2 separate regions of the Mus musculus genome follow, and region 1 is linked to region 2. A link is a loop called in an ENCODE intact Hi-C map of the cell type or tissue named here. Cell type or tissue: left cerebral cortex. All regions are shown on one strand. Links, peaks and the distances in the headings refer to the core of each region. The heading gives the core; the rest is flanking DNA. Region 1 overlaps Evi5 (ecotropic viral integration site 5). Region 2 overlaps Rpap2 (RNA polymerase II associated protein 2).

What was found. A loop is a pair of places that touch in the nucleus more often than their neighbours do. Peaks named below come from ENCODE experiments on the same cell type or tissue, not always from the same donor. Only the 100,000 strongest peaks of a DNase experiment are listed, where the experiment ranks them.
Region 1: it touches region 2 in a loop (2.2-fold over the local background); 10 of 42 quality-filtered maps call a loop at or near these places.

The regions. Positions count from the first base shown.
Region 1 is chr5:107,764,608-107,780,941 of GRCm38, forward strand. Evi5 (ecotropic viral integration site 5) reads right to left here. Exons shown (of 20, transcript NM_001378824.1): 19 at 69-164. Among named protein-coding and RNA genes, the nearest start is that of Gm42147, 32 kb to the left of the region's middle. In left cerebral cortex, for the core only: no CTCF peak of the experiment used is centred there; a DNase peak (open chromatin) is centred at 7,678.
Region 2 is chr5:107,615,155-107,631,488 of GRCm38, forward strand. It overlaps Rpap2 (RNA polymerase II associated protein 2), which reads left to right. Exons shown (of 13, transcript NM_144911.3): 7 at 2,987-3,022; 8 at 4,668-5,601; 9 at 8,548-8,642; 10 at 10,734-10,814. A930041C12Rik (RIKEN cDNA A930041C12 gene) reads right to left here. Exons shown (of 3, transcript NR_046195.1): 3 at 15,096-15,280. Among named protein-coding and RNA genes, the nearest start is that of A930041C12Rik, 11 kb to the right of the region's middle. In left cerebral cortex, for the core only: no CTCF peak of the experiment used is centred there; no DNase peak of the experiment used is centred there.

The sequences.
Region 1 (16,334 bases), core at 3,295-11,294, 150 kb after region 2:
GTAATAACGTGTGACATTAAGAGAGGAAGGAAGGAAGAAATATGTGAAGACCAGCATTTATCACTCACCTCATGAGTCAGCTCTGCTATCTGGTCCTTCAGTTCCCTAATGTACTGGTTAGAGTCAGACCTGTTAAGCTGTCCTTGGAGCTTGCCCTCTTCTTTCTGTTTTGTGACAATACAACAAAGGAAAATCAGTGGACAACTTTTACATCATGAGCTAAGATATTTTAAGACCTAGGGCAGCAGTTTAGTTAGCTAAATTTTGAACAAATCCATTCTATTACTGGAAAGGAATTCAAAATGCATTAAACTGAGTATTTCTAATACATGCCTAATGGGTGTTGACAAACCACAGACCACATAAAATAACCCTTGAAAAAGTCTTAAAATTAATTATCAAACAGATCCTCTGATGGCAATATTACCCTCAAATTTCAAGGCCATTTATATAATTGTTTTCTTAGGCAGTTGGTTTTCTACCAACTATAAAAGCCAGTGCCTAATCAAAAACACCCAACTGGAGTTCAAGTTATACCTGAAATCAGAATCAGAAAAAGTTCTCCAACTCTAGAAAGAGATAATTAACTGTGATGCTCCTGTTAAATTTGCTCAGGATATACATTGAGAATCCTAGATATAGCTGATTTTTAAAATGCTGCAGGGGCTGAAGAGATGGCTCAGCAGTTCTGAGCATGCACTGCTCTTGAAAAAGACCAGTTCAACCACCAGCGTCCTTGTCAACAACGGCCTGCTAGGTCAGCCCAGGGGATCTGACATGCCTGACACTCCATACTCTTCAGGCTACTGTAGTCACATGTGCATATCCCACACAGACGCACATGCACTCAACTGAATCTTACAAACAAGTAAAATAAGTCTTTAAAGGGTGCTCCTGGGAAGAGAAGGGTCCATTTTTCCAAGGCTACAGCTATTAGGGGAGGAGCTGCCTTTTCCTTTCTTCTCACTGCAGATCCCCCAGGTGCCTAGAGTTGACTTTGAGGATAGCCTCAAAGTCAAGATCCGCCTGCTCCTGTGTCCCCAGAGCTGGGATTAAAGCTATGTGCCACCAAGACTGGCCAGTTGTCTCATATCATGAAAAGTGAACTCTTAGACAATGGGCTCCTTAAAGAGTGAAAACAGTTTAAAATACTCCAAAATGTTTATAATTAGGAAGCCGTGTACTAATGCTTTCATTGTTTAGAAGCTGTTATCTACAGGCTCAAAGTACTAAGTCACTCCTGAGACCAAAAGAGGACAGCCTTACTTTGAACAGTGGCTAATCATTGTTCCATTTTTTAAGAATTTCAAAGGCACAAAACAAGAACAGCAAAGTAAGAAAGGGAGACCTCAATGAGCGCAGGCTGTGAAGAGCAGAGGGTGCGCTCTGAGGAGGAGAAGATGATGCCACTGCTCTGGAGTAGGCCACTGTCCATCCACAGGAGACTAATTTGATAACAGTCACTCACTGGATGTCTTCTGCAACCTTCTGCTGTGCGTGTGTGTAATTCTCATATCCTGTCATGTTTATAATCCTGATTAAATAAGACATAAACTCACTAGGAAGGTACAAGCTGACATTAAGTTCAACACAAATTTAAGATGATTAACCCAAGATAAGCTCTTAGACTGTGGGGAAGAAGGCAACAACCACAGAAAGACCTTAGGTTTGAGAGGCTGGAAAAGGAGCGGGAACCTTAAATTATCCACTAATTTTATCCACTCTCTCCTAAGGGGGACACTTGCAATGGAGAAACTATTCAGGCGAGACAGGCATCAGTCAGTCTGTTTAAAACAACTAAGCCCAAAGATGTTTGAAAGTGGGTTTGGCTAAAATTAACTTGCTAGCGCGGTTGATTTTTTTTTTGAGGACAGACAGCACTGATGAAAACGAGGATATCTGAAGCATCCCAGTAAAAAGATGGAGGGATACAGGCATGACTCGCTGGCTAAGAGCGCTTTTTCTTGCAGAGGACTGAGGTTCAGTTCTTAACACTCACATTGTGGCTTACAACCACCTGTGACTCCAGTTCCAGGGAATCTGATCATCATAGGCAGCACACAAACATGTGGTCTACATACACACCGGCAGGCAAGACACTCATAAAATAAAAATAAGCAAATCTAAAACAACTTTTAAATTAAAAAGATGGAAATATTTTAACAAAAAAAAAAAAAAAAGCCATCCAAAATGTGTGTGAACTTCCCCCCAAAACCAACAAAACTCCCAACAAATGAACAAAAAAAAACCAAAGACTGAAGACAAACCTCAGTGGGGCCTAGTACACGTGAAGTCCTAAGTTCAATTCTCAGTACCACAAAACCAAACAATAACAAAATAAAAACTTAAAATAAAATAAAAACATGCTCATTGAATTTGTACTCTCTGGACAAAAGAAATTTCCAGGAAAAAAATGCTATATTTAATTAAGTCAAATGAATATGGTACGTAAAATATTTACATTTAAAGATGTCTTGGAAATGAGTAAAACTGTTAACGCATGCAGGGTCAATCCAGGGAAAAGAATTAAGCAGCTCTACTTTTATCTCAGAATCCTTCTCGCCTACCAACAGCACAGCAGCAGCACACCGGCAGCACACCAGCAACACACCAACAGCACAGCAGCAGCACAGCAGCAGCACACCAACAGCACAGCAGCAGCACAGCAGCAGCACACCAACAGCACAGCAGCAGCACACCAACAGCACACCAGCAACACACCAGCAGCACACCAGCAGCACACCAACAGCACACCAGCAGCACACCAACAGCACACCAACAGCACACCGGCAGCACACCAGCAGCACAGCAGCAGCACAGCAGCAGCACACCAACAGCACAGCAGCAGCACACCAACAGCATACCAGCAACACACCAGCAGCACACCAACAGCACAGCAGCAACACACCAACAGCACACCAGCAGCACAGCAGCAGCAAACCAGCAGCACAGCAGCAGCACAGCAGCAGCACACCAACAGCACAGCAGCAGCACACCAGCAGCACAGCAGCAGCACACCAACAGCACACCAGCAGCACACCAGCAGCACAGCAACAGCACAGCAGCAGCACACCAACAGCACACCAGCAGCACAGCAGCAGCACAGCAGCAGCACAGCAGCAGCACACCAGCAGCACAGCAGCAGCACACCAACAGCACAGCAGCAGCACACCAACAGCACACCAACAGCACACCAGCAGCACACCAGCAGCACACCAGCAGCACAGCAGCAGCAAACCAACAGCACACCAGCAGCACACCAGCATACTCCACACAGCTGTCAAAGGGCTCTGCCCGAGTATTTGGAGTCAATCCACCACTTAAGGAGAGATCAGTGAGGACTGGAGAGATGCTCAGCCATTAAAGGCTAGGCTCACAACAAAAAACATAAGGAGAGATCAATGATACTTTAAAAGTGGAAACAAAGAGTCAGAAATATCCTAAATGCTATTTAATGAGAAATGTATAAATGACCTTGTACAAAATTTTGATTTTTTATGTTGTGCAAACAGACTTTCATTTAAATACTACTTTTAGGCTTTTTACTAAAAGTCTTTTAGGCTTTTTATACTGAAGTCTTTCAGTATAAAAGCAGAATTCACAATGTAAAATATATTAAAGACCTACTTATTCTAAGAATTACACATTAACATCATATCACTTCTTAAACAGTTAGTTCATTCAATTATCTAATGTTTAAGATTTTTCTAAGTATTTTTATGGCTTCCTAATTTCAAGTAGTGTCATATGTTTGTTTCTGATAAGAAAGTGGGAAATGTCAGCTACACTAATAAATTTACCAGAGACTTGCATTCTTGAGGTTTTCTTTTGGTCTAGCTGATAACAACAGATTGCCAGCTCACTGGTTTACTAAGTCAAAATAATTGGTGAAGAAAGAGGCTCAGTGCATCAACACTCTATATAATTCACCAAGGAGACCTTGCACGTGCACCTCATGTCATATCATAAATGAAGCTTCAGAGGGTGAAGTAGTGGTTCTAACAGGCACAGATGCACACACACACCCCATTAGCTTTACCATGACAGCATCTATGTCAGGATTTGAATTAAGCCTTAAACTGAAGAGTGGTGGGGCACGCCTTTAATCCCAGCAACTTGGGAGGCAGAGGCAGGCGGATTTCTGAGTTCCAGGCCAGCCTGGTCTACAAAGTGAGTTCCAGGACAGCCAGGGCTACACAGAGAAACCCTGTCTCAAAAAACAAAAACAGAAACAAAAACAAAAAAAGCTGAAGATCCTGTATGTATAAAGCTTTTAACCAAAAGGTCAAAAATCACTTTGCTAACAATATGTGTGCTTAAGTGTTCAGGAGCAAAGAATAATATAACTTATTTTGAAATGCATCAAAAAGTAAGAAGGCTAAAATAACAGACGAATATCTGATAATGCAACATTACAGAATAAGGACAGTGACTTAGGTGTGTTAATTACAGTGTTTTCACTGTCTACATTTGTAGACAGCTGGGAGTTTAACACAACTCAGGACACAACAGTTATTTACCATCTGGGAAGAAGCCTTGGGTTAGCTCCCCAGCACATACACACAGAAATAAATAAAAATCTACATCTTGTTCCAGTAGTAAATGCTACTTTTATTATATTTTCCTGGGAATTTAATATGAAAAGCTATAGAGATTAAGCTATACCCTCTTTAAAATTTTTGTAACCAGAAGTGTTCTGTATTTATTTTTGAAATATTTACATACACATAATGAGACATCTTTGAGGCAAAACACAAGTCACAACATGAAATTTATTTATGTATTTAAAATTTTTGCACTTTGATTTGCTCCTATGCCACTGGCCTTACATGGGAGAGGGTGTTCTCCCTATGACTTTACATGGGAGATGGTGCTCTCCCACTGGCCTTACATGGGAGAGGGTGCTCTCCCTATGACTTTACATGGGAGAGGGTGCTCTCCCACTGGCCTTACATGGGAGAGGGTGCTCTCCCTATGGCCTTACATGGGAGAGGGTGCTCTCCCACTGGCCTTACATGGGAGAGGGTGCTCTCCCTATGGCCTTACATGGGAGAGGGTGCTCTTCCACTGGCCTTACATGGGAGAGGGTGCTCTCCCTATGGCCTTACATGGGAGAGGGTGCTCTCCCACTGGCCTTACATGGGAGAGGGTGCTCTCCCTATGGCCTTACATGGGAGAGGGTGCTCTCCCACTGGCCTTATATGGGAGAGAGTGCTCTCCCACTGAGCTATTATGTTCCCAGCCTACTTTTGTTTTCCCTTTTGAGATGGTTCTTGCTAAGTTAAGCAGACTATTGAAGCCCATGCCTTGTGTTTGTGATCTCCTGCCTCAGTTTCCTAAGTGCTAGGATTACAGAGTAAATCACCACACCCAGCTCACAAGTACCTTATACACTCATTCACATATGCTGAAAATACTTCTCAATGAATGTTTAATGCATTTACATTGATTGAGATTTGTAGGTTATGCATAGAACATTCCATTTGTTGTACTGTGCCAGCTTCAAAACCGTTTATTTTAGATTTTCAGATTGGAGATATCCAACCTGTATCAAATGCCCAGAATAAGAAGATAGTCCAAAACTTGCATCAAAAAATTTGAAAATCACACTATTTGAGCAATCACTGCAAACTACACGTGATGATCTTGTCTGGTCTAGACTCTAACAGCCAACCTTCTGGGTCAGGACATAATGCCAATCCCACTTACACTACATAATGGGAACAGGTGAAGATCATAGAATCTTCTTCAAATGTTACAGAGATGTATAACAGCCTGCTCTGAAATAGATTCTGGGGCTAGCCACTTAGTGCTGAGTGCTTGCACTGCACAAGGACCTGTGTTCAAGCTTCAGAATCTATTAAAAATAACAACAACTGAGACACACTAAAGAAGTTAACGTCTTAGTTTATACAGCTTATTAATGATCATACAAGCTAAGTACCCGTAATTAAAAAAAAAAAAGTCCGAAACCCAAATTGCTCCAAAATTAACCAATCTGAACATTGCTATGCTGCGACAAGCAGAGTTTTACTTCTAATTGCATGTGACTGTGGATGAGGGAGACACTATAGCACACAGATACAAAGCTCAGCTGCTGGCCACCTCAGCACCACAGGAACGCCTCTAGAGGCTAAAATGACTAAGAAGGCAGAGCCTACAGAACCATGGTTAACTGCAATTGGGATTTCAAATCAAAGACTCCTGCAGCCCACTCTATCTCTTGACTTCTCAGTTATAAGGGTAAATAAATCTTTATTACTTAAGCCAATTTAAGTTGATTTTCTGTTAGCTTATTAAAAAGAATACTCTAGAATTCCTCAAGTTTTTGTTAGTAACTGATATAATACTATAAACTAAGCTAGAGACGGTTTAAACAGTGATGTCAAAGATGGTGGTATACTATCACTGGGAGTTTTATAAACATAGAGACTGAAAATGCATGCATGTTCTGAATTCTAAATATCTTAGATTGGGGTTTGAAAGTATGCTTTGAAAGCTATACCAGGAGAAATTGTGAAATAGTCAGTGTGAAGACCTATGTGTGAAATGGCCTGGCTTCAACCACCTTTGAAAATTCATAATTTCAAACATTAATTTAGAAATTCTAAGTATATGCCAATTATATACATAAAATATCTAATTTTAGTCAGGATAATCATATGTTGTTTCCCAAGGGTCTCACACAATCCTTGCCAGATGGGCAGTGCTTGCTCAAACAGATCTCTGAGTTCTACGTCATCCAAGCTACATATTAAGTCCTGTCTCAACCAATGAAAAACCAAATCAAGTAATATCCCACTACAAATGTTAGTGTAACTTTACATATAAAAGACGAGATAAATGTTTTACTGTCTGGCACCACAATAAATTGCCAGGATTCACCAACTTATTTATCCATTTATCCAGTCTGTACATTTCCAGAGCAGATACATTTAAGAACACAAATAGAAAAGGCTGTCGGGGTCTTTAATTTACTCCTTCAATTCCGCTGCCAGTTTCACTTCACAGTTTTTTCCGTGTTGGTTTTAGCTGCTCAGATCCTCTCTACAGAAGTTAGCTCAATTTTGAACTCAAATCTCTTTCCTAGTTAGCCCAGCTTTTGAAAGGGTTTCTTTTGTAGTCGTGGCTGGCCTGGAACTAGTTCTATAGCCTGAAACTCAGAGATCCCCCTGCCTTTGCCTCCTGGGTGTTGGGATTAAAGGTGTGTGCCACCCTAAAAATAGTAAAATTTGTTAATGTATGAGGAACTAAAAAAACTATCTAGGATATAAGTCCAGACATAAGAATCTAGTGACTAAAAATTAAGAACTATTCTAAAAAATGAAGAAAAATCAAAGATTTGGTAAGCAACAAAATAATTCTCTGGCCATAGAAAAGCATCAGTGTCTATAGAGAGAAATGATAACAAATGAAGGAAATTGTCTAATTTTCTAACTCACTTACATAATGGACAGATGCGGTAAGTAAACAGCACACACTAGTGCATCTTAGATGGGCACTGTACTAAGATGTGATAATGATGTTTCAGCCAGACTTACTTATTTTATCCCGTAATCACAGGAAGCTCTAATCAGAGGAAGCATGAGGAAGAGACAGAATGTGCTAAGGATGTGTCACACTCTGATGGGTCACTGGAAGTGAGGAAACAAGGGTGTGCAGCTGTGTATCAGGTCCAGGCAGAGAGCAGATGTTCTATTCACGAGTATGCTTACTTACATCTGTCGCCCTCCAACACACCATTCCAAACTGAAAACTGAGTGTGCTTCATCAAGCCAGAAACTTAGGAAAATGTTGTAAGGGACAATGTTTGCATGTCACAGTGAAGTAAACGCAGGAGAGTGATGGCATCTAGCTGCTGTGAGAAGTGGCTGGAAAAATGCAGCTAACACGACTAACTCAAAACGCTGGGACACAAGAGAAGGAAGACAGGCACCTCACGCTTGCTGGGATCTACAAGTTTAGCCAGACCAGTTCTTAAGATAAACTGCAATGGGTATGCCTGAAAGGCCATTCTTGTTTGTTTCTTTATCTGTTTCAGTGTTGGTTATAACTTACCCTATCTTGCCACAGGAAGGGCACTTCCTTAGACAGGAAGATAGCTGATTTTAAAAAGCCCTGTTTCAACCTACAGGTTTTAAAATATTCTACAAAGACAACAAAGTTTTTAAAATTTTTGACCCATTAGCTCCTAAATGATCTATCAGATGCAAGAGTCCAGGTAACAAAAACCTCAAAAGACCAGGAGGCAAATGACCCAGCACCTAGTCATCCATTTCCATCTGCCTGAACTTCCCCGCCCTTCTTACTTTTCAACATTCTCAAACCGACAGAAGCACCACAGTCTCTCTATGCCCTTTAGCTCTATGCAGTAAGCATTTTATCTCAATTGTTTCCCTTATTTCTCCACCTATATATTATGCACAGAGATTTTTGTAACCCACTGGACAGAAAAAGCAGATATTATGACATTTACTACTACAACTTCATCATGCATTGTCTGAGGACAAGAAACTGTTCTTTATAACTTGACCTACATATATTACAAATCTCTAAATTAGCAATCCCTGATACCATCAAACTCGTTTTTACTCAAACTCCCCCAAAAGGGCTAAAAATGCTTTATTTACTGTCTAGAATCAACCCAAAATTTGTACTTCTATCTGGTACTTTACTACTTTTTAACCTTGTTTTATCTACAATAACCCCTCTACATTTTTAATTTAACTTTTAAGGCTATGAATTATTCAGTTAAAACAGCACTCCGAAGTCTAATAAAACTCCAAATAAAACACTGTTTTAAATTAAAAATCACTTTTTCAAAAATAGAGAGAAGCCAGAGTAAACTAAATACAATGCATTATCAAAAGGCTCGTTTGGAAGCTAGGTATGTGGTACATGTCTGTAATCCTACTAGACTGAGCTATATACAAAGTATGACTTAGAGACAGATGTTAGCTATGTAACTTAGGTTGGTACAAACTGGACATTTTCTTATCCCTAACTCCTGAATTATAGCCATTTGATTGCACATCCAAGATACCATTTAGGAGGCGGGGGGACTTGGCATGTAATAGGCATTCAGAACTAAATGGCATCGAGTTCTAACTTACACAGCTGAGGATTGTTTGTTGGTTGGTTGATTTGTCTGTTTTTGAGACAGGGTAGAACACATTGGGCTTAACAACCTCAGAGATCTGTGGGCCCTGCTCTCTGAGTGCTGGTAGTAAAGGTGTGGTCACCATGCTGGGCACCAGTTAATCACTCAAACCCTGAGAAGAGCCTGTAGAATTCAATACTGAGCCTTAAACTGGCTCAGCGGGTAAAGGTGCTGCCATGCTGCTACACTGGTCTCAATCCTCAGAGCTCAAAGGGGGACACTGACTCCTGAAATTGTCTTCTGACCCACACATAGGCCACAGCACATCCTAGCACAAACTCAAGCATCATGAGGAGCTGAAACTAACTAGGGGAGGAGCAGACTGCTCAATACAGGTTTGGGGAAACTCTGAGTCGCTGGAGACTCTAGGCTGAAATCTAAATAGTAAAAAAGAGTCATGAGAAATATCACACAACAAAGACTTTCAAATACGAGGAACAGCAAGAGCAACAGCCTTCATATAAAATGAAAACAGCTGGGCATGTGTGGGCATGAGGACAGACACCGTTAATCCCAGCACTTGGGAGGCAGAGGCTGGTGGATCTCTGAGTTTGAAGCCAGCCTGTTCTACACAGTGAGTTCCAGGACAGCCGAGGCTATCCAGTGAGATACTTTCTCAATAAATAAACAAACACAGCAGAGAAAAACGAAGGCAGGTATGGCTGAACCTTGCTTGTGGAGGCAAACATGGCTAACCTGCACCAGAGAAGCAGGTGGAGCCAAGCAGACAAGGACTTCCGAGATGCTAGGGGCTTTGCTGGTAACAGACACTTTGTTACTTTTACTTTCATTTGGAAGTTATAATTCTTGTTTTCTTTCTAGCAATGGTTACCTTAAAGAACTTAAATGTATTAATATTTAACAGTTACAGCAATCAGGTGGTTCATATACAGTAAAAAGAAGGAGTAGGCTCTACTCCTTCTGTATCATCTGGCTTTCTATTTGCCTAAGAGGCAATACTGCAACATTTTTAGTGAGGTTTACTATAAACACTTCAAATTCATTTAAAGACAAACACATTGTCTTTTTAAAATGAATTATTACATCCAAATTTATTTAAATATGTATATTATGTAACTATGTAAATATATACATTACACATACAAATGTGTATATTTTAATATTAAATTTTATGTTCCTATTTGCATATGCAACACGTGTGCTGGTACCTTCTGGATTGAGTTGTAGTTACTTCCAGGTATGATGAACTGCCCAATACAGGTGCTGGGAACCAAACTCCATTGGAAGAGCAAGAAGTGCTCAAACTGCTGAGCCAGTTCTCCAGCCTCCACCATGTGCATGCTTTTAAATGTATTAAGTGCATATGCATATATTTAACATAACTGCTCATGAAACACAGCCATAATAATATACTTTTTTTTTAAACATACAGTCTTCTTTTTTTTAAGATTTATTTATTTATTACATGTAAGTACACTGTAGCTGTCTTCAGACACACCAGAAGAGGGAGTCAGATCTCGTTACAGATGGTTGTGAGCCACCATGTGGTTGCTGGGATTTGAACTCTGGACCTTCAGAAGAGCAGATGGGTGCCCTTACCCACTGAGCCATCTCACCGGCCCCAATAATATACTTTTAACACACTAAATAGTAAAATACTGTTTCAAATTTGCTCTTTTCCATTTAATGTCTTGTAACTATTTATTCTTTCTAAAAGATATGTATGAATCCAGAGAATACCAAAGACTAACTATTCTATTGATGGGAAAGATTATCAATTGTTAAAAACATCGTAACTTGGGGTTGGAGATGGCTCAGCAGTTAAGAGCACTGACTGCTCTTCCAAAGGTCCTGAGTTCAATTCCCAGCAACCACATGGTGGCTCACAACCATCTGTAATGAGATCTGACACCCTCTACTGGTGTGTCTGAAGAAATGTACTCACACACATAAAATAAATAATTCTTTTTAAAAAAAAATCTTAAAAAAAAAAAAAGATGTCTAAGTATCACATCACCACCCTGGAGCTGTCGCTATGCTGGAAATGACTGTCCCCACATGTACCATACCCCTTTTTTATATGTACAGGCCCTCCTCTGGGGTGTCTGAAGACCGCTACAGTGTACTCATAGCAACAAATCTTTTAAAAAATCATAACTTGGTACAATTTCTAACACTAAAATATATATTATATATATGCATAAATACACACCATCAAAACAAAATAAAAACATTTTGTTCAAAGTAATTTTATAGCTATGCATCAAGAAGGCTGGCAAGATGGCTCAGCAAATAAAAGTAGGAAAGCCTGACTTTGCGCTAAAAGAGGGAAGTAATGAGTCCACAAAGTTGCTCCATGTTCTCTATGTGCAGCATACTGTGGTGTACACATACCCACATTCACACCCACATGCAATAAAGTAAACAAAAAATCAAAAAGAACACAAAATAAATCTAAAATAGAAAGAAAATGTAAGCAGTGATTAATAAAATAGGTTTACAAATGTTCAGAGATAGCCATGGTGGCACATGCCTGAATTCAGCACTCAAGCCAAGACATAAGGATTTTGAATCCAAAGCCAGCCTGGGCTATACAAGACCATGTCTCAAAGGAGAATGAGGTCTTCAGTGTGCACACTTGCAGCAGTTTACTAGCATCATGTCAGCATGCATTCTACAGTGCACGATGTGCTGGCCACTCTGACGTTTGCTTTCCAGATTACATATATGTGCTGGCTACTGAGTCCACTGGCTCTCCCCTTCCTGAGTTTTCTTCAGATACCTGACATACAAGCAAAATTTTCACCTAAAACATGGTTTTTAAATTTTTATAGGAAGAGGACCTTGGTCCTGTGAAAGTTATATGTCCCAGTATAGGGAACTGACAGGGCCAGAAAGCAGGAGTGGGTGGGTTGGTGAGCAGGGGGAGAGAGGAAGGGATAGTGGGTTTTCAGAAGGGAAACTAGGAAAGGGGATAGCATTTGAAATGTAAATAAAAAAATATCTAATTTTAAAAAAAGAAAAAAATTATATATTACTTCTAGAATTTGAAATAATTACTTAATAGACCTTGTTATTTTAGTCCTGTTGGCTAAAATTAAAAACACTTGTTATAAATAAATATACAACCCTAAAGGAAATAACAGAAACAATTAGTAATCTCCCCCATGTTCTCTTCATAAAGATTTCAAAATAAATCTAAGGTTATACATAGGATGTGGGTTCTCTCTGGGAGTAGTATTACAGAAGGTCTGTGGTATTAGCAGGGTCATGACACAACACAGGTTGCTTAGTCTTAGATGCAAGTGTAGAGCTTACATTTTTAAAGTATTTTTTATGTTACAGACACAGAGAAAAAAACTACCAAAGAAGAGATTGTAGCACACAAAGGCAGAGCCAAGCTCTCTCGCCTTCAAAACTACTTTGTTTCTACAGAATACTTTCAAAAAGCTATCTCTTAACTATTTTAAAGGTTAAATAACATTTTATGGCTATATTATGAAATTAGGTTCAACGGTCAGAGAGGCCACAATATTAACTTACAGCAGAGTGAGGACTGTTTTGTTCTAATTGGTTATTTTCAATTCGTCTATTACAGCCAAAGGCCTTATGCATTGGAACTGCACTAGATGACTGCAAGACAGTTGACAGGTTGCACCCTGAGCCAAATGGTGCTGAAACAGAGAACAAGCACTAACTTTAATAAGTTATTACTGATTTCCAACGCAGTCCCAAGGACAGGGAGCACCCTGGCTAATAAGTGAAGTAATACTGAAACATTGAAAACAACCACTAACTTTAATAAGTTACTACTGATTTACAACGCAGTCCCAAGAAAAAAAGTTAATCAGAACAGAAGATGTGGTAAGTGGTAACCTCTCCATGACTTTGAGGTGACTCATTTGAAACATCTAAAAACAAATCACACTAACCTTGTGTGTAACTAACTGATGGATCCTCAAAACAGTTTCCTGTAACTTAAAGTTATGAACACAAAGTTTGAGTAGTCTTTTTAGTAACCAGAAGAAAATGAAAACACATTTGAGTATCTATAAGATATGTGTTCTGAAAAGTACAGAGGAAGAAAAGAAGTCAGACTTATTTTTCTAGCATTTTTTTCATGGCTAAGTTTGACTTACAAAGAGAAACACATACTAGTATTTTAGAGTGACATTTCTGACAAGATTGGACAAATGTACACATGAAAAGATCAGCCTTAGACACAAAAGCTAGAAAATGTTTCTTATAAATTGTAGTTTAACTAGCAGTGAATTATTTTTGTTACAGATATTTAAAATTCCACATAATTCTAAGTTTCTAAAAATGATGAGATATAATTTACATTAGACATTATTTGAAATAATCTTAGGTTTAAAGAAAAACTGAGAAGGTATTTCCATGTACCGAGCAGGCACTTTCCCCATTAGCATCTTACATTCTTCAGTTATGTTTGTAAAGATTCAGGAACCAGTACTGATACATAATTATGAATGAAGCCCACAGTGTACTCAGCTCTGTTTTCTGTAGCTCCGGGCCTGACTTCCCCACTTGCTTTTTCTGTTGTAAGCATTGACCCGAGACATAGCAATAGATTTATTTATGACTTTAGGATCCTTTGGCTGTAACAGTTTCTCAGATTTGTATTTTTCTTTTTTCATGGCTTTGAGCTTCTCTAGTCAAGTGTTTGCAGACTGTCCACAATGGAACATGTGTGCAGGAAGAAGATCCTAAAATGCCATATACAAACTCTAATGACAAGACAGCAGGCAGGGTGGGATAGTCCCTATGCCCAGCTCTCTTTGTTGAGATAGTTACAAACTAGCTATTTCTACATTTTAGAATGCCTGAAGCAAAAGCCCTAAAAGAGAAATATTTTACAATTTAATTAAGTTGTTCAAAAGGGAAACAATAAAGAAATATACTTTGAGGATCAGATGGAATCTTATCAAACAGAAAGAAGTTTGCCAGCTACGACATAGCATATAAACTATCACCCACTGTGCAACTATTAATTTAGGAAGCTGGAAAGTACAAATCAATTACAAAGCTTTATGGTAAATTCCATAATTCAGAAATCACACTGTAATTTCACACCATTAAAAGGATTAAAATTTTAAAGTGGTAGTAAAGAGCTTATCACTTCCTTTCTATCTCTGTCAAAAGTGCAGGCTGCTCTGGGCACACTGATTTAAACCTAGATCCCACATTCTCTGTCAGAACAGAATTGTGAGTGGGCGTTTTCTAAGCCAAGAGTGGTTGGGGTATTGCCCATCTGAGGCATCCCTAGAGGTTATCTATTGGGCAAACTAGCAAAAGTGGGTAAATGTTACAAAGTACCAGGAACAGTACCAAAGTTAGGTTTGAGTAGACCCATACCATTTTAAATGAAAACTTTCCGTTATTTGTAACATAGCAGTACAAACGTAAAGCCTCACTTAGTACACAGTTTAATGTGGTTTTGATAAGACAACAAACATGCTTTTTTTTTTTTTTTTTAAATCACCTAATACAAACTCAGTTCCAGGACTAAGAATCAGGAAGCATGGGTTTAATTCTCACCTATTTTCCTCAACGGAGCTAAAATGAACTTTTCGATGCCTTGTCCCACTACTTGAAAAGTAGAGACAATTCTATATATTGTCAATGTAAAAACAGGGTTCAAACAACATTTGGATCCACAGAGCAGTGGAAAACACCAACAGAGAAAAGGTGATTTCTGCCATTTCCCACCACTCTAAAGATGACACACTCTTACAAGCATTACTCTAAACAAGGTTTAATTTAAGCATTTTAATAGGCTAAATGTTATCTAGCTCATCTCTGATATACTCAGAACCTTTCAGTGATTTTCCATGTTGCTCAGAGAAAAGCCAAAGTTCTTCGGTTCTGTGTAACAGGTCCTAATTATTTCTCAGACTTGCTCCTCTCTTGTCAAAGCCATCCAGAGACTGTTCCCATTTGCTCTTTACTTTGGATAGGCCTTTGTCCTTACTCTTAGCAGTGAATTCTTTGCCCAAATCTGCCTGTCCTACTTTAATTATGTGTGTATGTATGTCAAAGGTGTCAGGGTCCTCTGGAAGAGCAGCACGTGCTCTTTACCATTGAGTCCTCCAGCCCTGCCTGTCTGCCTTCAAAGCCTTGTTTAAATGTCCCTCCCAATGAGCCTTACTGGTTACATTAGTAAGGGAGCAATAGTCTTATTTCAGCACCTTCTTTTTCTTCTATTCTTTCACCATGACTTTCATCATCTAAACTACATACTGTGAGAGTTGTTCACCAAACTATTCTGTCTAACATTAAGCTAAATAAGGAGATATTTCTGAATTGTTTACTAATCCAGGTAGTGGTTTGAATAGTAATAGGCATGTCATAGATACTCCACAAATTTTGGATGAACTGAAGTTAACACTCCACTTAAATTTATAATTTAACCACTTTTTCATATCTTTTAAATGGGAACATTTAAGATCAAAATGGCATTTCAAGAAATAAACGTATTCATTTTCACTTCAATAAATAAGAATGTTTTGACTATTACTATATGTTGATGTTGGAAATAATGAAACCAAGTACCAGTTCTTCCTCACAGTGAACTTCGGATGCACATAAGTGGGACAAAAAGACCCTGAAAACCATGTCCTGGCCACAGTGGTGTGGGACGTGTGACGGAGCTGCAGAGCAGGGGGCGCAGGAAGGACAAGCGCACAGTAGGCTGTGCTGCGCCACTCACACTGATAACTGAGGAGGTCAAAGGAGAAACACTAGTGAAGTAGGAAGGAAGGTTCCAAAGGCTGTGTGACACTGTGGTCTGGGCACAGCCTATGACACCCAAGGAAAGGGAATCATGTCTAAAAGGAAGCTAAGAATGAGAACTGTCCTGATGGGAAAGGAATAGAAGTGAACGATGCACATAAAGGAGTTATTAAAGGAGACAATCTAATCTACTATAAAAACAATTTAACTACCCTAGCAGTATGTTCTAGTACTAATGAAACATTTTTAATTGAAAAGAACTAAAGTGTGGGTTCTATTATAAATATCAACTCACGTCCAAATCTCTATGTCTCAGGTTCTCCAAACATAATGATACCAGTCAATTCCTGTCTTAGATGGCTGCTGTGATGAGGACACTGCTGGGCACGTTCTGTGTCCAGAAGTGCCAGCTACTAGTATTTTTGTTATTGGTGTGCTAGAATAATCAAAGTTGCCAGTA
Region 2 (16,334 bases), core at 5,185-13,184:
TTTGGCTTACATCGCACCAATGTTAGTTATTCCATTGAGGAAGGCAAAGCAGGAATTCAAACGTGAGTCGAGCAGGGGCCCTACAGGGTGCTACTTACTGGCTCGATGCTCATGGCTTGCTAGCCTGTTCTTAGAACCCAGGATCACCAACTCAAGGATGGTCCTACCCACAATGGCCTGGGCCTCTCCTATCAACCACTAATTAAGAAAACATACAGGCTTGTTTTCAGCCTTATCTTATGGAGACAGTTTCTCAATTGAGACTCCCTCCTTTCAGAAGACTCTAGGTTGTGCCAGGTTGACATAAAACTAGCCAGGATCTGTGGGATGAATAAAGGTATAGATCAGAAGAGTAAAAAGTATGGAAAGTGTCTACACTGTAAGTGTTTCAAGTAACCAGTAGAATGGTGGTGGTTATTTGCCATCCAAGGAGCACCACTTACAGTCTTGAACATCATCAAACTAAAGTGAGGACTCTGGATTGATCTCAGTGAACAGAGGCAGCAGGGGAACCAGGACAGCTGAGAAGATGGGGAAGGCCTGTTTCTGTGGGCCAAGGGAAAATGGGGAAATCGCCTTTAGAGCTGCAGAGATGGCTGGAACAGCGGTCACGGCTTCATTCCTTGTGCTTTGTGATGGTAAGAACTTGTGAAGGATGTAGTAGGAAAGACTGCCTAAGTCAGCCGTAATTCCCATCTTCAAGGACAGGAGGGCTGAGAGCCATCCCTGCAGTGCCTCCTGTGTCTGCACTAAACCAAGTACAGGCGTTCCTGGGAGTTAGCTAGTCAGTGCCGTGATCACAGTAGAGGGAGACACTTGGGCCTGACGTTTTAAATTGGCAGTCTTGAAACATCAAAATTCAAGTAAGTTCTAGTTTCATCTGTACATTAGCTTCACTTTAATTTAAAAAGTTTGGGGGTTTTGTTCTTGGCCTTAAAATTGTTTTGCAGTTTTAAAACCCCCTAGTACACCCTTGTTTGGGTCATTAAATAAGATTTACATTTGGTGGCTTGATGTCTCTGTATTGTGCCTCTAGACCTTTATATTTCTTTTTGTTTCTTCTGTTTATTTGGTGCTTAAAGGTTCTTCTTAAATTGTGGAAGGAACTTAAATAGTAGAACATTTACCGAGTGTGCATGAGGCCCTGGGTTCAAAATCTAGCACCATAAAAACTACATTTTTTTTTCTGTTCTTTTTTTCTTATGCGCATTGGCGTGTTGGTGCTCGGCCTGCATATATGTTTGTGTGAGGGTATTTGTGTAAGATCTTGGCATTATAAACAGTTGTGAACTGACATGTGAGTCCTGGGAATTAAATCTTGGTCTTAGAAGAACAGTCAGTGCTATCAACCACGGAGCCACCTCTCCAGCCCCAACACAAAAATTACTTGTAAAAGAAAGCCTCTTTGTAGTTCCTTCATAGGTACTCTGAATTTTTTTCTGTCCTCATGGACTCACTGGCTGTCATGTTTGTCCCCCTGTTTGCCCCACTTTTTCCTTTGAAGCAGCCCCAGCTGGCTTTGAACTTCTGTCACCCTGTGACAAGACATTCTGGGGAGACACAACACACATCCTACTGTACATCCCAGCTAGGGAACCCAGAACAGACCAAAGTCAAACAGTGACCCAGTGTGTCTTATTGGTATTATTACAGAGATGTGGGTGAGGGTTACTAACACGAGCAGAAATGATCAAAATCAGCTCCATTACCAAAGCTGACTCCTGCTTGGGTGACAGCTCACAGAAGCCAGGAACCTGGAGAAGGCTCAACAAGTTGGAAAGTGTCCTTTCCAGGTGACCCATTCTAAAGCTCTTCCAGGCAGCTGGGCTGGTCTCTGCTTCTTCCAGGCAGCTGTTCTGGTCTGCCATAGCATAGCATTCATTTCAGCTTGGTTTGTTTGAGAGTGACTCTCTTCCAGGCTTCATTATTTACCTTTAAGCAGGGAGAGACCTGGTGAATCTGGTCAGTTTCAGGGACTTCTGTTTTGAGCTGTTGATCATCTAGTTTGAGAAGTTCGCTACAGGATGGAATGTTTCTCTCAGAGGAAACTGCTACATTGCTACTACTGATCCTCCTGCCTCCATCGCCCACTACCTGGTTAATGTGGTGCTGGCAATGGAGTATGCTAGGGAAGCTGTGCCAACGGAACTACATCTCCAGCCCTGTATTTGCCTTTTCAGTGTTCATGGTGGTCAAACAATGTATACCCACATTGTTCAGGGCTAAGTTAATCAGTGCAGGGGCTGAAGAGGTGGTTCAGTGGTTAGGAGCACATTGCTGCTCTTGCAGAGGATCCTGGTTTACATCCTAATGACTACATGTAACTCCCAGCTGTCTGTAGATGTCTGACCTCCTCTTCTGACTTCTCCAGGCACACACTCAGGACACAGATATTTATGTAACCAAAACACCTTTTTAAAAAGCCAGGCGTGGTGACACCTTTCCTCCCAGCACTGGGCCTTTATGAGTTCAAGGCCTTCAAAACCAAAACGAACACAGTTTAACATCATGGCTGTCTCAGAAGTTAGGGTGACCAGATGAGAATTACAATATAGTCTCTGTCTGAAGAGCTGGTGGATCAGTTAAGAACCCAGCTTAAGCATGTGTAAAGTAAAACACGTAGATAACAGTTCTGACAATAAAGAAAACCTGACAACCATGTTGACTGGAGCTCACAGTGACTACAATTTAGGGAGCAGAGTGATTTTACCTTTGTCAAGGGAAGCGGTACTGTGTGCATGGAATTTGAACTTAGTTTTGAAAATGAGTAAATTTTAAGTAAAAAACAAAACCACCAAATCCAGATTTTTGTGCATGTATTTTACAGTACTTTGTCCCCTTTTTCGTTTGTTTCCTTAAGGAAGAAAAAAGAAATCTTCATCTGAAATACTCCTTTAATTATATTTGTTATGCAGTACAGCTGTAGTAAACTCAAGCAAGCTGGGTCAGTTGCCTTCAGTTTCTTCTCTCTGTGTTTTTGTTCCAGGCCTCCTGACTTTCAGCTGCTGAAGAAAGGACAAAGGTTCGTTCCAGTCAGTTTCACTGACCTGAGTGGGCCAGGTGGTGTGATCGCCTGGACTTCCTGTGCTTGTGTGCTACAAAGAAACGTGTGACACGTTCACCATTTTCCTTTGTGAGGGAAAGATGATTTGTTTGATCTGTCTGATTTATCGTGCAGCTGTCCCACTGGGGAAGTCTAATTGAAGCTGTTGAAATAGACACAAACATAGCCTCTCTCTCAGACACCACTCCTTTGTTGGTGAGGTCGTGCCAATTGTATTTGGAGAAAGGGTTTTATGGTCTTGTTTTATATGATTTTAAGATATTAATGTGTTGATCATTTGAAAGAATATCTTACATATCAATATGAAGCGCAGACTATAGATTTTTGGTTTTTGGTTTTGCCAGTCCCACCTCACAGCTCTTCATGGTGGTGTTTGCTCAGCTCCAGCCGTCTCTCAGGACAGGTCCTTTCACTCTCAGATCACATGTCCCTGGTTGCTAATCACTGCCTTAGTCACAGGGTATTGAGTACAAATAAGAGATCCTTGTTTATTGATGGACACCTTTCTGGCTTTAACCTAGTATAAAACGTCATTGCTTTAAACCTCAAGAGACAGAATGGGATATAAAGACTATGAAAGTTTCTTTCAGCTTTTCATTTATTTTTTTATATGTGTTGCCTGCATGTATGTCGATTTGCTATATGCTTGTCCAGCGGGCACAGGGAGGTCAGAAGATGGTGTTGAATCCCTGGAAGTGAAGTTAAGGGCAGTTGTGAACCACCTGGGTGCTGGGAATTGAATCCAGGTCCTCTGGGAGGGCAAGTGATCTTAACTGCGGAGCTGTCTTTCTAGCCTGTAATCTAGTTTCTTAAAGTTAAACTTTCTTTTCTTCTTATCCAAAAGTTACTTGCCTGATGATGTAGGTTAGAGTCTGGTTAAAAAAAATATATGTGATCCTGGAATTTTGGAAATTTTGATGAGTTTCTGTGTCCCACTAGGACTTGTTTTCAGCTCTTTGCTGTCTAGCTTGGCCTTCACTCCTTCCCACCATGTGCTTCTAGACTAGGCCTCAAACTCTGAGTGCTCATGGGTGCTTGTTTGTCTCAACATGAGCTGGAGGAACTTCTGCTTTGCCTTTGCTCCTTCAGAATTCTTAATGTGATTGAAACTGAATCTGAAAATCAAAATGTGCAACCATGGGACAGCTGTTATCTTATTGTTTGCATTCATGAGCGCTCAGATTTAAATATCTCTCATTGAACTATGTTGATGTGCCAACTTCATTTTTCGTTATGACTTTTGTATTTTTTCATTACATGAAAATTTCTGTATAATGGTCAGCCAGAACAAGAAAATATTAACTATTTTTTCAAGCAAAACTCAAAATTGTTGAGTAGGATAGAGTCTTTAGAGGGTTATGGTGTTTGCTATACTGCTTTAAGAATTGTAAAATGTTAGGAAAAGGCAAAGGAAAGCTGGAAAAGAATTCTGTCAAATGTGTATTAAATATGGAGAAATGAAAGCCTTCTGAAATGTCAGTGTGAGAGTATAAAATGTAAGGCTGTTTCTGAGGGACAGAAATTCTTACCGTGGGAATTCCCAGCGTCCCTGTGGGAAGCTTTGTCTCCATTGACATGGTTTTGGTGGTCTCTCCTTGTACAGCGGCAGTTCTGGAGAAGTAGTACAGTTCTTCCGAGATGCCGTGACAGCAGCAGATGTTGACGGTTCCGGCGCCTTGGAGGCGCAGTGTGACCCTGCTTCTTCCAGCTCTTGGAGTGAGCGAGCCAGTGATGAGGAGGAGCAAGGCTTTGTTTCTTCTCTTCTACCAGGAAACAGACCAAAGGCAGTGGATACAAGACCGCAGCCGCACACAAAAAGCAGCATCATGAGAAAGAAGGCTGCTCAGAACGTGGACTCCAAGGAGGGAGAGCAGACCGTGTCAGAGGTTACCGAGCAGCTGGATAATTGCAGATTAGATAGTCAGGAGAAAGTGGCCACTTGTAAACGTCCTTTAAAGAAAGAAAGTACTCAGATTTCTTCACCTGGCCCTTTGTGTGACAGATTTAACACTTCAGCCATTTCTGAACATAAACACGGTGTATCACAAGTTACGCTTGTAGGCATAAGCAAGAAGAGTGCTGAGCATTTCAGGAGCAAATTTGCCAAGTCAAATCCAGGTTCTGGGTCAGCCTCTGGTTTGGTACACGTGCGTCCTGAGGTTGCGAAGGCAAATTTACTCCGAGTTCTGTCGGACACTCTGACTGAATGGAAGACAGAAGAAACACTGAAGTTTTTATATGGCCAGAACCACGATTCTGTGTGTCTGAAACCCTCTTCAGCCTCTGAGCCTGATGAAGAACTTGATGAAGATGACATAAGTTGTGACCCAGGTAGTTGTGGTCCTGCCCTGAGTCAAGCTCAGAACACCCTAGATGCAACACTGCCCTTTAGAGGCTCAGACACAGCCATTAAGCCACTGCCAAGTTATGAGAGCTTGAAAAAGGAAACGGAGATGCTGAACCTGAGGGTCAGGGAGTTCTACAGAGGGCGCTGTGTTTTAAATGAAGACACTACCAAGTCTCAGGACTCTAAAGAGGTATGTCTTCATGATGGGTGTCTTCATGATGTCTTCATGATGGGTGTTTCAGGCTGCTCAGACTGAGAGAACTCTGCAGAGCAGACCTGGGAGCCTCTCGCTCTGCAGTGGGGTAGGTCGGTCACTTAGATAGTCAGATGTTTCTCTAGGTGACTGCAGTGGAGTAGGTCGGTTACTTAGACAGATGTTTCTCTAGGTTAATTGCAGTGTCCATTTGAAATGTTACAGATATGGCTGGGGGTGGCTTACTGGAAGCTTGAGGACCTGGGTTCAGATTCCTAGCACTAATAAAAGCTAAGCACAGCTTACCCACTGGATGTATCTGTTAGGCACTGCCAGAAGGTGGATTCCAGGGGCTCCCCGATCAGCCAGTCTAAGGGGACATCTCCAAGTTCAGTAAAAGACTATATCTAAAAGCTGAAGTAGAGAAGCGATAGAGGAAGACTGCTAGCAGCATTGATGTCTGGCCCCCACATGCCCATGAATGCACGCATACACGAGTATAAACACCTCACAAGCTCACACGCCTGTGAATTCACACACACACATGTCAAAACACCTCACAAGCTTACAAGATGAAATGTTACAGATGAAAATTCAGTAAAGGAACTTACTGGGAAGAAATGGATATAGATATTGAATATCTGCTCTGTCATCTGCTAGCTTCTTAAAGTTAATTCTTTGATGCTACTTATCTGTAAATAGAACTTGCATTGTTCACTTGTTCAGAGTGTGTCACATAACTGATAACTTGGCTCACAGTCATACATAAAGGCTGAGTGCATGCTGAGAGGAAGGAAGGAAGGACTGTGTAACATTGCAGTTCGTATCTTTGGTTCATATGTACTATCTGCGAATCATATGGCATAACGAAAAGAGTGGGTAACAGTCTTATTTTTACCATATAATTGTTACTAAGTTGTAAGTGATGTTGCCCTAAGATTAAAAATGCACTTAGAGATTTGGAGAGGTAACATGGAGCTAGAAAAAAAAATAGAGAAATTTATTGCATCTTTACAGAATTTTTGCCTAGCTTTGGACCCATATTTGAAATCTCAAATTAATCTCTATTAATATTAGACGGCATCCAAAACTTAGATTAAACTAAAAGAAACACTAGTCTCTCCCTGTGAGCTGTATAACCCACCATTACTCACTGGGTTTTGCACTAAGAAGCCTTAAAAAATAGAAATGAGTGTCTGAAGTCTATGACTTTGTTGTAGAACACTCTACAGCTTTGTGTTGGCATTTAATATCAAGTGTACGGATTATTGAATATTTACACTAAACACCCCATGACATCACTGTCCAGACCAGGAGGTGCTCCTTCCTTATAAGGAAACTTGAGCATCAGTGTCTGCCCCTGACCCCTTTGCAGTTTTACTGTCAGACATAGTAGTGGAGATTACTTGGCCAGTTTTTGAACAGCCTGTATTTGTCCAGTTTGTTTCATAATACCATGTGGTTTTGTTTGGTTTGATTCTAGGCATCCGTGCTGTTGTGTATCCCTGTAGTCCTTGCTGCATATACACTGCACAAGTGTAGTAGCCCCGAGTCACCTGTGCCCCATGAGCCCCAAGCCTGCCTTTTGTGTAACTTTCCTGATGGAAAAGAAATGTCTTTTTACCTTGAATAAGGATCCACAATCCAAGGGAAGTTTCCATCTAGGTCCACTTTGTAAGACTGAGTATGCTAGGATTACCGATGGGCTGGGTAGCCGCAGCTGCATCACTGAAAAGTCCCCCAGCATTGAGTGATGGTTACTGAGGCTGCTCCCAACAGCAGCCAGCCTTCCACCTCTTACATACTCTGCCACCAAAGCCACATGCAGTAAGAGGGAAGTGTGGCCAGGATCTGGTATAGGCCTTCTATGATGAAGTGGTCACCGCTCCCATAGACCCAGCTGCCATGACTGCAGTGACAGGTACTGTACTTCATGATGGACACTAGTCACAGTGTCACCAGGGAGAATGTGGCCCTTGCTGCACCCCTGCTTGATGAGTGCTTAGAAATGCTCTGTTGCTCGGTTCTGCATCTGGTGGCTCTTTCATATATATAGTTCCAGTTGTCTGCTAAAAGTTTTAACTGTCATTTCATTGAAAATGTTAAATGTCTTTATATAGCATCATACAGTATACCACTTAACAGTAATAAAAATTTGCTATTGTCTTATTTTATTAGACATCAAACATTGTATATTAACATGTTACAAGCTGAATCTAGTGGTGTGTTCCTATAATCCCAGTGTTTGGAATGCTAAAGCAGGATCGTGAGTTCGAAACCTGAGATGCAGGATATTGTTAGCATCCTCTAGGATGATCTGTTTACCTCTAGAGATTTCCAGTCACCCACGTCACCATACCTGAGCAGGACTTGAGGGGACTCAGTGGTGGCAGCAGTCCTCAAGAGTCAGTTTTCCTTCAGCGCGTGCTCCTTCCAAGTCTGTCCTTCCACTGGGGAGCATTACCCATAACCCTCCTCCTTTGGCATGCCTGACCTGTGACTCCATTAGAAACTCTGCTGAGGTTCTCAGGATCTGAGTTGTTTCTTCCAGGCTTAGCCCAGCGCTCTCCTGAGTTACCCTCTCCAGGGTCTCAGCCCAGATTTCTTACTACCTTGCTAGCTTGTTTGTGGGTTGGTTTGTTTCCCTTCCAGTTCTCTCATCCCTAGTTCACTGGAATGACCTTCCCCCTTTCTGCAAACACTTTCCCACAAGTCGTAATTCTTACGTTAATCCTTAAATATACTTTTATATTTTATAGCAAGTTTAGTAGTTTGCAGAGGAGACCACTACCCTCCAAGGAGGGCAGATGGCCGGCATGAAGCTCAGGTTTAAATGTTCAGTTCTCAAGTCTTTTTCTGTACTAGAAGAGTACACATTTCTAGTTAATGTTACTGCTCTACTCATTTAAAAAAAAAAAAAAAAGTTTCTCTGTTTGCTTTAAGAGTGTGCTTCAGCGTGACCCCAGCTTCCCGCTGATAGATTCAAGTTCCCAGAACCAGATTAGAAGACGGATTGTTCTTGAAAAACTGAGCAAAGTGTGAGTATGGACGTGTCGTTCTGGCATTTTAAGAGATTTAAATTAACTCAGTAATTTTATGAATTTGCAATTTATAAATATTAACCTTGAATTCTGAACATTTTTTAATGATTTGAAAAGCTTGCATGAGCTGGTACAACCACTCTGGAAATCAGTTTGGCGATTCCTCAGAATATTAGACATAGTACTACCTGAGGACCCAGCTATACAACTCCTGGGCATATACCCAGAAGATGCTCCAACATATAACAAGGACACATGCTCCACTATGTTCATAGCAGCCTTATTTATAATAGCCACAAGCTGGAAAGAACCCAGATGCCCCTCAACAGAGGAATGGATACAGAAAATGTGGTACATTTACATAATGGAGTACTACTCAGCTATTAAAAATGATGAATTCATAAAATTCTTAGGTAAATGGGTGGAACTAGAAAATATCCTGAGTGAGGTAACCCAATCACAAAAGAACACAGATGGAGTGCACTCACTGATAGGTGGGTATTAGTCCTAAAACTCCAAATAACCACGATACAATTCACAGACCACAGGAAGCTCAATAAGGAGGAAGACCACAGTGTGGGGGCTTCAGTCCTTCTTAGAAGGAGAACAAAATACTCACAGGCACAAATATGGAGATAAAGTGTAGAGCAGAGACTGAAGGAAAGACCGTCCAGAGACTGTCCCACCTGGGGATTCATCCCATATACAGTTACCAAACCCAGACACTATTGTGGATGCCAAGAAGTGCATGCTGACAGGAGCCTGATATAACTGTCTCCTGAGAGGCCCTGCCAGAGCCTGACAAATGCTTGCACCCAGCCATTGGACTGAGCATGGGGTTCCCAATAGAGGAGTTAGAGAAATGACTGATGGAGCTGAAGGGGTTTGCAGCCCCATATGAAGAACAATATCAACCAACCAGAGCTCCCAGGGACTAAGCCATCAACCAGAGAGTACACATGGCTCCAGCTGCATACGTAGCAGAAGATGGCCTTGTCATGCATCAGTGGGAGGATAGGTCCTTGGTCCTATGAAGGCTCAATAGATGCCTCAGTGTAGGGGAATCGGGGGCAGGGAAGTGGGTGTGGCTAGGTGAATGGAGGAACACCCTCATAGAAGCAGGGGGAAGGAGAATGGCATGGGGGGTTTCCAGGAGTGGGGGAAACTGGGAAAGAAGATAACATTTGAAATGTAAATAAAGAAAATATCCAAGAAAAAGAAAAAGGAAAAGGAAAAAAGAAAATTATAAAGGTGGGGGAAGAGAAAGGCTTGCATGAATTTCCTCACTTGAAAATTTTCCATCTTATGATTTATTTTTTCAGATATGTTTTAGTAATTATTTTTGTAGGTGACATAGGAGTGTCATAAAGGAGAAAAGTGAGATTGTAGGCTAGAAAAACAAACTATCTCACACCTTCCTAAGCCAGCAAAGAGAGAGCTGTTAAAACAAGGGCAGGGAGCCTCCACCCTTGTGAACAGCCATGCCACTGGACATTCCACAGCTGGTGGGCTCGATCAGCATGTCTGCATGGCCATAGGCCCATTTCACACCCAAGAACATAAGTTTCTTTCGGTTCAACGTTGCTTTGGCTTGAAGTGCCCTGTAATGGGAAGGATTGTTCTTAAAATCAGCCATTCACAAGTAACACTTACAAAACTGCCCGTTTCTGTTTAAAACAAAAACAAAACAAAGTTTACAAATCTTTTTTCCGAGGTAAGAGATCGACCGTGAACTTTCCAACCTGCAATTTTATTTATTTATTTATTTTAAGCAAGGAAACAAGAAGTGTGTTAATCACTAGTTGGAGATTTGGAGATAAAATCGTCTTGATAAGATTAGTCCAAGGGCAGTGCTTTCATCATGAAGCTATGGAATTAAATGCCATCAGCCAGAGTGGTTTTGTATTCCAGGCCTTACTCTCTGTAGCACAGACTAAAGCAGCAGGGCTAACTGTGAATGGTGCTTGACTTCTCACTAGTCCTGAGGCACCTTAACCTTTGAGACTTCCTCAGTGTCACTGTTGGCGAGGAAAACCCAGAGGGAGGCACAACATGTCATTGTTTGTTTGTTTGTTCTTTTCTCCTCAGATTGCCTGGACTTTTGGGTCCTCTTCAGATTACAATGGGAGATATTTACACTGAACTTAAAAACCTCATTCAGACTTTCAGGTTAGTGTTAATGGTATAATTTTTCCGTCTCTGTTACTGACTGTATTGATTGTCTTGTGAAGTGACAGGTGGATGGGAACATGAGCAGAGGAAGGGATTGACCTCTGTGGACTCATCTTAGACTCAGTGCTGTTTCTTCTTCTTGATTCTGTTGAATACATCTCCATTTTGTCTCGAGTTCTGACACATTTTACTTTGGATAGCTTGCTTGTAAAGTAACTTCATTTAGGAGGAAAATTTTAGGATGAAGAAAGATGACTCTGTCAGTAGGAAGCCAGCCTTGTGAGCGTAATACCTGCATTCAGCCCCAGATGCTAACTTTAAAAAATGAAAAAGCTGGCATGATTGTGTGCGGATAATCTTAGTGCTGAGGAGGTAGAGGCAGGCCTGTTGGCTGGCCAGCCTAGGCTACTTAACAAGTTCTAGGCCACAGGGAGGAGACCCTAACTGAAAAATGGTAGACAACAGCTGAAGAACTAAACCTAAGGTTATCCTCTGACCTCCCTATACACACATACACACCTTCCCACATGCACACACAAACCTCCTCATATACACACAGAGACCTCCCTTTATACATATATGCACACAAACCTCACATATATCCATATATAAGAAATTAGTAATAGGCATGTATGTGTGTGCACATACTTACACGTGTGTACATGTGCATGTTTGTTCACGTTTGTGGGGGAATGGGAGTGAGACTCAAGACCTGACACATGAGCATATACCCTGCCACCGCCAAGTCCTGTCCTCTAGAGAATCTTCGAGGAGAACTTGCAGCGTCTTCTGCAGCACTCCTGTGTCAGGTCACCTTGTGTTCTACTGTATCATAAGGTGCTCCGACTCAGCAAACCTTAGCAAAGCAGAGGAAAAGGCAGCTCAGCAAACAGCACCGTGAGCTTGGAGAGGAATGCAGAGACCTGACACTGCATCAGATTTCATTCACCAGTCGGGGCTCCACTGTGAGCTCCCTAACAGGACTTAGGAGTAAGGGCAAGTGTGTTCTCAGGCCCGTGTTTCCCTCCACTTCACGTGTCCTGCCTTTCTTCTTTAGTCACCTCTTCCTACAACTTAAGTTTTCCACAGGCAAATATTTTACTAGACAGTATTTATCTACTTCCTGTGTTTAGGCCCTGAACACACATTCAGATATAGTCTTTTCCTGAAGCATCTTATTAACTACAGTGGGAAACATGTATTGCTTTCATGTGTTGCATACTAGGCTGAGAATTTGCTAAAAGAATAGCTCTTGTTAGTGCTACACACACACAAAGGAAACTACATAAGGTGAGAGGTGTGCTGATCAGCCCATTTTTTTCTGGTGAATATAGATATATAGTCACATATAAATTTACCCACTATCCCTCAGTAAAGCTGGAAAATGATGACAGGCATAATAAACCTCAGGGGAGGACCATAGCAGTGGTTCTGAAGCTTATGGTAGGAGGTTGCCTTGCAGATTAGGAAGATGCTACTTATGGAATACTGTCATAAAGAATTGGTGTGGGAGCTGAAATATAAGCCAGGTGGTAGAGCACACCTTTCATCCCAGCACGTGGGAATTAGAGGCAGGTGGTATCTGTGAGTTTGAAGCCAGTCTAGTCTATAGAGTGACTTCCAGGATAGCTAAGGGTACACAGAGAAACCCTGTCTCAGAGAGACAGAGACAGACAGAGAGAGAAGCTGAAATATGAAGAGTAGTAAGTCTGCCATGTGGTCTGGGGATGTGGTTCTGTGGTAGAATATGCAGTTAGCATGCCTGAGGGTCAGGTTAGGACAGACCCCAGAACCCCTCTAACTTATTAGCACTGCATTACAGCTTCCATTCCCTAAGCTGGCAGCTTTCCTAATGTATAGTCCAAGCACCTGTGTGGTTTTCTCATGCACATATCAAAGGGACATTCTTTGACATGGGAGTATTCTTGAGTATACTTGAGGACTTCCAAGTGTATTACGTTGAAAACCAGTAATTTTACCAGACCAAAACTTGAAAAACCCAAAGAGCCTAATGGGATTATTGTGAAAGCTTGTGTAAGGAATCTACTGTGCAACTTATGTTACTGATGAAGCTCCTCTGACACATGCGCTAGCCAGGACAAGAGGCTCTTCAGTGGTTCTTCAGTCCTGACACACAGACTGCAGATAGGCCGAAAGTCACTTTCAAATGCCCCGCACTTTTAAAGATTTCTTTATTTAATTTATATGAGTATGTGAGTACACTGTAGCTGTCTTCAGACACACCAGAAGAGGGCGTCAGACCCCCTTACACATTGTGAGCTAGGGGTTGGACTCTGGACCTCTGGAAGAGCAGTCACTGCTCTAAACTGCTGAGCCATCTCTCCAGCCCCCTCAAATGTCCCCTTTAATGTATAAACTTATTTTATCACTTTTTCTGTCATTCCTATTTTGCAACCAGACCCCTTCCAATTACTTTTTTCATTAGTCACAATAATTAAATGATTAAATGATCTATTGGCTTTAAAATTATCCAAGTTAGTAGTGTGGTAGTTAAGTATGGAGCTGTGGAGATGAAACATGGATGGTCAGATGATTGTTGTCTGAATAATAAGGAGTATACAGATCTTATTTTGTGTTTTTTCTACTGTTACATATGATTGAAATTTAATAAAGTCATCTGTGAGAAACAAACCAAAAAGTAAGCATTACCTTGGTAGGGGGCACTATAGAATTATGCTCTAATTTTGGGGTCTATAGCTCCAATAAAGATTAATCTCCCTGACTACCTTCAGGGAGATGTCAGGTGCTCCAGGGAATAAGGAACCCTGTGCTTCTGACAGGACAATGTGATCTATAACCTGTTTCCTCTGAAAAAATTAAGTCACTTGGTAGTGACTACTATGGAGATCTCCTTCTAATCAATACTGACCAATGGGGAAAAGTTGATATAAATAACAATATTTTTCTTTTTGAAATGGTCATCAATACGAAGAGCTTGTAGAACAGCCATTCTTGAGCCATTTAACAACTACAAGTGTGTGGCTTGATCCCTGGAGACCAGGTGTCTTTTGATTAGTTAGGGTTGTGCTCAGACAGCAGTATAGCTTAAAAGCCCCCTAGGTGATTTCAGCATACAGAGTTGAGAGGCTATTTAGGGCTCTCTGAAGAACTTTTCATGCTTGAGTAGAGAACTGCCCACTCCTATCTACCCACTCCCTAGTGGACTTTGTCTGTTACCACTCACCTGGCATAGCACAGAGCAGGCTCTGCCCAGCAGGTTAAGACTCTTATCTGAGCAGAGGTGGATTAAAATCCTCTTTAAATTACCTGTGTGGTGAATCAAGACTACTGTTCTAAACATGTATACATTTTAAATAATGTGCCTAATACCCAGGGAAGCGAGAGAGGGAATTGGATGCCCTGGAACTGGAGTTACAGATGGCTGTGAGCCACGTGGCATGTGAATTGAACCTGGTTCTCTGGAAGAGCAGCCCTTGTTTTCTACCCCTTAGCCATCCCTCCAGCCCCTTTTGTTTTTTAATTATTAGTTATACAAAGTAAACATACTTATTTAGCATATATAGTAGAAATTCTATGGATCAGTAATATGAAAACGAGTGAAACTTTGCTATCCAGATAATGTAACAGAAATGCTGTGAGATAAAAACACAGTATCTGTGGCTTGAATGAGAAGGCCCCCATGGGTGCATGAATTTGAATACTTGGTCTCTGATTGATAGAACTGTTTAGGAAGGATTAGGAGATGTGGCCTTGATGGAAGACATGTGTCACTGGAGTGGAGGCTTGAGGTTGCAAAAGCCCAAGCCATTCCTGGTAAGCTGTCTGTCTCCTGCTAAGGATCAGATGTAAGATCTAAGCTACTGCTCTAGGGACATGCCATGCCTGCTGCTGCCAAGCTCCGAGTCATGGTGGTCATGGTCTCTCCTTCTGAAGCTGTAAGTCCCGATAGACTTTTCTGTAAGTTGCCTTGGTCGTGACACTTTGTCAGGGCAATAGAAAGGTAACTATCACAACCCTTCCTTGTGTTTCCCCAGTTCCTGGAATAGTGGTAGATATTACACATGTGCTACATTGTTTTTCCTGCATGACAAAATGGACTCATGAAATATTAAATGTGTGTTACCTGAAGGTTTACAAACAACAAAAAACAAAAATTCAAAACAGAATTCTAGGCCTGATGGTGCACACCTTTAATCTCAGTACTCAGAGGCAGGGGTGAGCCAGCCCAAGGCTACATAATGAGATCCTCTCTCACACATGCACAGATATACACACAACCACCCAAGAGGTTGTTTTGTCATTTTTATTCCTGCTATTCAACTCTTTGTGGTTATATACTGGATTCCATTTTGTTTGCTACAATACAGTGAACAAACAGCCCTTATCTCGTGGTGCCTCATCCGGCCAAAGGGCTGTCCGCACGTTTTAGTATTGTTATGTGACTCTTCTCTTGTCCAGTGGTCTCCATTTCTTCCAAGAAGCTGAAAAGCAGAATGAGAAGCTTTGGTGTTAGATAACCTGGTGGGGAAAGACAGCAAGGGGAGATGCATTTAAAGAAAGGGCTAATGGGAGATCAGGAGCAAACTGGTCCTATCTGAGATCATCCAACAGAAGAGCTTGATCAGAGGGGCAAGATGGCTCAGCAGTTCAAAAGGCACTTGCTGTTGATATGAGTCTGATCTCTAGACTCTTACAGAAAGATGAAGTAGGACCCAGCTCTACAGAATTGTACTCTGACCTTCATACATGTGTCGTAGCACACAGACTCAACATATACCATAGGCACATAAAAAAAAAAAGAAAAATTTAAGAAACCTGAAAATGGGACTGGAGGTAGGATCAATGGTAAAGAGCACTTACTGCTCCTCCAGGAGGCCTGAGTTCACTGTGTGTGTGTGTGTGTGTGTGTGTGTGTGTGTGTGTGTGTGTGTGTGTGTGTGTGTTGTGTGTTGTGTGTGTGTGTGAGATTTTATGTGTCTTATATAGATGTGAATGTTTTTTATTTGGAATTTATTGGAACGACTTAACCATGGTTGCAGTAGTTGTTGTTTTTGTTGTTGTTGTTTCAAGACAGGGTTTCTCTGTGTGTAGCCCTGGCTGTCCTGGAACTCACTCTATAGACCAGGTTGGCCTCAAACTCACAGAGATCCACCTGCCTCTGTCACCTGAGTGCTGGGATTAAAGGTGTGTGCCACCACCCCTGAATTGAATTCTTAATACTCACATGGTGGCTCACTACTATCTATAACTCCAGTTCCACTAGATCTGACACCCTCTTCTGGCCTGCACTGGATGCAAATGGAGTACAGACGCACATGCAGGAAAAACACCCATACATATAAAGTTAAAAACGAAGCCTGAGAACAGGAGTGAGCCTGATGTAGTCATTGAGCATTTAGGGTGCTGATAAACCTAGGAAAGTAATGGAAGTCAGGAGGAGAGATCCGCCCGCGGTCAGAGCCGTGGAACTGTGTGGGGCACAGAGCAGCCTAGCCCTACCAGACACAAGGGGCATGTGTGCTCATGCTGCATGTG